2 separate regions of the Homo sapiens genome follow, and region 1 is linked to region 2. A link is an interaction called in ENCODE POLR2A ChIA-PET data of the cell type or tissue named here. Cell type or tissue: A673. All regions are shown on one strand.

Evidence for each region. Peaks named below come from ENCODE experiments on the same cell type or tissue, not always from the same donor. Only the 100,000 strongest peaks of a DNase experiment are listed, where the experiment ranks them.
Region 1: POLR2A ChIA-PET joins it to region 2 with 5 read pairs; 2 of 35 experiments call an interaction of 5 or more read pairs at or near these places.

The regions. Positions count from the first base shown.
Region 1 is chr17:30,109,551-30,112,050 of GRCh38, reverse strand. No RefSeq gene overlaps it. Among named protein-coding and RNA genes, the nearest start is that of NSRP1, 6.0 kb to the left of the region's middle. In A673, no CTCF peak of the experiment used is centred here; no DNase peak of the experiment used is centred here.
Region 2 is chr17:29,675,981-29,678,480 of GRCh38, reverse strand. It overlaps SSH2 (slingshot protein phosphatase 2), which reads left to right. Exons shown (of 16, transcript NM_001282129.2): 7 at 740-808; 8 at 1,596-1,661. Among named protein-coding and RNA genes, the nearest start is that of SSH2-AS1, 38 kb to the right of the region's middle. In A673, no CTCF peak of the experiment used is centred here; no DNase peak of the experiment used is centred here; H3K27ac peaks cover 1,050 bases.

The DNA.
Region 1 (2,500 bases), 430 kb before region 2:
AATGGCCACCCAGGGTTGCCTCATCACTTGAAGTCCCTGGGCAGGACAGTCTAAGCTCAGACAGTAGATGGAGGAGAGGTTAAATACGGTTAATGACTAGGAAATGGTACACCTACTGAGGGTAGTAACCAAGTTTAAGGGCAGAGAAATTAGGCAATATTTATTTATTTATAAATTTAACAAATTTGACCAAGAAAAAGATTATGGAACTGGACAGCATTCTAGACCAAAGATGGTTCACAATGGCCCTTCTTGCAAAGTGGTGAGCTATATTTATAACCAGAAAACAGGTGAAATAGGTAATATTTAATTCACTGATCTTGTCAGTTGAGAGAGGTTTTTTAATTAAAATTTTTATTTTTGCTTTAAAAAATTTGTTTAACTTTTAGGTTCGGGGTACATGTGCAAGTTTGTTATATAGGTAAACTTGTGTCATGGGGGTTCACTGTACAGATTATTTCATCACCCAGGTATGAAGTCTAGTATCCAATAGTTACTTTTTCTGATCCTGAGAGAGGTCTTTGTAACAAGATTCTGTGGAAGGAGAGTAAGAATATGGCATTGATGATGTGGGGTGAGGTTTTTGGGACTGGCATTGCATAAAACCTCATATATGAGAGGAATGCACAATTCTTTTTTTTTTTTTTTTTTTTCAAGACGGAGTTTCGCTCTTGTTGCCCAGGCTGGAGTGCAATGGCGCGATCTCAGCTCACCGCAACCTCCACCTCCCGGGTTCAAGTGATTCTCCTGCCTCAGCCTCCCGAGTAGCTGGTATTACAGGCATGTGCCACCATGCCCGGCTAATTTTGTATTTTTAGCAGAGACGGGTTTTCTCCATGTTGGTCAGGCTGGTCTCCAACTCCTGACCTCGGTTGATCCGCCCGCCTCAGCCTCCCAAAGTGCTGGGATTACAGGCATGAGCCACTGTGCCTGGCCTGCACAATTCTTAAATTACCTTCAAATGGTCTTCTGAGTTAGAAGATTGAGAATGTCTAGAAGTTCAGGGCATCTGGTCGCTTAAGCATATTTAGATTAAGAGGGAATTGGCTGGGTGCACTGGCTCACGCCTGTAATCTCAGCACTTTGGGAGGCTGAGGGGGCCAATCACTTGAGGCCAGGAGTTCAAGACCAGCCTGGCCAACATGGTGAAACTTGTCTCTACTAAAAATACAAAAATTAGCCAGGTGTGATGGTGTGTGCCTGTCATCCCAGCTACTTGGGAGGCTGAGGTACAAGAATCACTTGAACCCGGGAGGTAGAGGTTGCAGTGAGCCAACATTGCACCACTGCACTCCAGCCTGGGTGACAGAGTGAGGCTCTGTCTCAAAAAAAAAAAAAAAAAAAAAAAGAGGGAATAGGAGGCCAATTACAAAAGACCACATGTTGTATACAAAATGTCCAGATGGGCAAATCGGTAGAGAAAAAAAATTAGCGGTTGCCTAGGGCTGGGGGTAGGGGAAAGTGGGGAGTGACTGCTAATGGGTATGTGGTTTCTTATTGGGATGATCAAAATTTTCAGCGGGCGCGATGGCTCACGCCTGTAATCCCAGCACTTTGGTAGGCCAAGGTGGGCGGATCACGAGGTCAGGAGCTCGAGATCAGCCTGGCAAACATAGCGAAAACCCGTCTTTACTAAAAATACAAAAGATTAGCCGAGCTTGGTGGCCGGCGCCTGTAATCCCAGCTACTTAGGAGGCTGAGGCAGGAGAATCGCTTGAACCCAGGAGGCTTGAACCCAGGAGGTTGCAGTGACCCAAGATGCACCACAGCACTCCAGCCTGGGCAACAGAGCAAGGCTCTGTCTCAAAAAAAAAAAAAAAAAAAAAAAAAATCTAAAGTTGATTGTGGTAAGGGTAGTACAACTCTGTGAATATACAAAAAAAAAAAAAGTAATTCTACGCTATAATGGGTAACTTTTATGGTATGTGGATATGTTAGTAAAGCTGTTTAAAAAGGCAATTGGAGCTTTTTTGAGACTCCATTGTCATTATCTTGATACTTCATGTTGTTCCTGAGCCATGACAAGCCAAAAGTATAAAAGAAAGTGAAGCTGGGCGCAGTGGCTCATGCCTGTAATTTCAACACTTTGGGAGGCCGAGGCGGGAGGATCACTTGAGTCCAGCAGTTTAAGGCTGCAGTGAGCTATGATCAAGCCACTGCACTCCAGCCTAGGGGACAGAGCGAGACCCTGTCACTTAAAAAAATAAAAAAGAAAGCAAAGGAGAGAAAGTGGTCTGGATGGTCTACACTGTACAGTGTCATTGTTACCTATGAGCTATCAGGAAAGAGCCAATAACAAATTCAGTTAATCAAGTCCAAGCTTCTGAAGCATATGTAAGTATAAGTAAATAAATAAATCTATTAACAGCGAAATAAATGGATTTAGATATAAATCTGTATCTAACCTTCATCAGGTATAAATAACATCCTCCTCACTCAAAATATAAGCTCCTAAGGTTAAGGGACAGTATTTTACTTGAATGATTATTTAATAAATTTA
Region 2 (2,500 bases):
GTAAATCTATGTAAACCTCAGAATTAGAGGCAAATAACACATCCCAAGCTCTCCAGCAACCAGCAATAGTTATTGGCATTAAAAATAATCCTTGGGACTGGGCACCATGGCTCATGCCCGTAATCCCAGCACTTCGGGAGGCTGAGGTGGGTGGATCAGGACTTCGAGACTAGCCTGGCCAACATGGTGAAACCCCATCTCTACTAAAAGTACAGAAAAATTAGCCAGGTGTGGTGGCGCTCGCCTGTAATCCCAGCTACTGGGGAGGCTAAGGCAGGGGAATTGCTTGAACCTGGGAGGCAGAGGTTTCAGTGAGCTGAGACTGCACCACTGCACTCCAGCCTGGGCAACAGAGTAAGACTCCATCTCAAAAAAAAAAAAAAAAAATCCTTGGAGTCGAGGTGGACACTGTACTATGTGCTAAGACCTGCCAAATGCAAGTCAGCAGCAATCATCTGCATTTTTTAGATAGTGGCCATTTGCAAGATGACAATGTAGGAAGCTGAGTCAGTAAGTTTTCTTCATTAAATATTTAAGGAACTGACTGACTATCTCTTTAAAACAGCTCCTGAGGACATACATAAGATTAATAATAATATGATAGAAATTTCTTCATTGTAACACTTATGCCAGAATTTAGAATTTAAGGGTTTATCCTTGGTGTTGAAAGAGTTAGTAAACAGAAGACTGCTTCCCAGAGTAATGGGGAGTAACTATTGGACTACTTCTTGTCTTGCAGTAGCACTTGTACCATGGGCTTAGTTTTGCCTCTCTGGAGCGACACGCTAATTCATTTGGATGGTGATGGGTAAGAGATTTCCTTTTTTATTCTGTTACAGAAAGCCAAGGGGTGGGGCTCCATCTTACTGCACATTCATTCAGCTAAAAGGGAGGCCCAGTGTGCCAACTGAACTTTCATGTCAACAGCTGAATGAGTCCTTTTAAACTCCTGTTTTGTAAAGTGGAGTAAAAATACAACTTGCCAGGGTCTCTCACTTCTGTTCTTCTAGGCCGACTGTGGTAGGAATCAAGACAAAGAAGAACTAGTTTGTTGGCTCTTTAATCTGAGTATGTGGGACTGTTGCAATGCTCTCCCAAAGGATGATATGTTCTGTTTCAAATAACCTCTTGCTGCCTCTGCCAGCTGTCAGCCTACAGTATAACCCCTTTCCTGTGCCAGTTCCTTCCAGTGACCCCACCCCCACCCTACCTCCTAATGTTTTTAGAATGTGTCCCCAAGAGACCAAGATGTTTGCTCCAGTTTATAAAACCAGGGTCAGGTTTGCTAAGAACCCACAAGACTTCCAAATAGAAATATACAGAACAGTTTGTCCATAGCTACAGCTGGGAAACTGTATTGAATTCTCTAACTCCAATATAGGAATCCATTCATTTTGCCTGGTAGATGAAGTCAGACAATTTGTCAAAGCTTTTTGGTCAAGTCTTACACTCTAGTTAAAACTTCTACGTGAAATGCCTGATGATTCCCTCTACGGAGCCAGTTGTTTTTAGCCTGGGATACATCCATGAAAACTCACAATTCAAATAACCTACCCTAATTTGTGGATTTTTGTCTTGTTCTCATTTGTCCTTAGTGGGTTCAGTGTATCGACGGATAACAGAGTTCACATATTCAAACCTGTATCTGTGCAGGCAATGTGGTAAGATGACTTTTACTATCTCTACAAAAGTGTTTTAATGTTATTGGAGGAATATTTTGTAAGAAATGTTTGAAATGGTACAGTTTGCTATGAAAATGCTAAATGATCTGTTTGTATAACCATCGTAGTTAAAGATGACCTAGAAATGCAATATTCAAATTGTTGCAATTGGAAGGCCTTGAGTATTGGTGAACAAGTGAAATTCAGAGGAATTCAGAGGTGTTATTCTTAGGCTCTGGCAGAGACTTAACGGTTTAGATAAGCCAGTTGATACCGAGTTTTATTAGGGACATATTGACTAAGTTAGTTAGTGGACTAAGAGCCAAATCTAGAACATCACATTGCTATGCATTAGCTATTTCTTTTTTTTCTTTTTTTTTTTTTGAGACGAAGCCTCACTCTGTTGCCCAGGCTGGAGTGCAGTGGCGCGATCTCGGCTCACTGCAACCTCCGCCTCCCGGGTTCAGGCGATTCTCCTGCGTCAGCCTCCTGAGTAGCTGGGACTACAGGCATGTGCCACCACGCCTGGCTAATTTTTTTGTATTTTTTAGTAGAGACAGGGTTTCACCATATTGGCTGGGCTGGTCTTGAACTCCTGACCCCGCCTTGGCCTCCCGAAGTGCTGGGATTACAGGCGTAGCCACTGCGCCTGGCCTGCATTAGCTATTTCCTAAGGTAACCAGGGATAGCATTCGTTACTTTATGGATAAATAAATTTCCATTTAAACTGCTGGTGGCTATTTGCATAATGCAAATAAAGCCTAGAGAAAACATTATACTTGCTAATAACCATCAGCTGGCATATGGACATTTCAGGGCTATTTACTACATGCCAGATG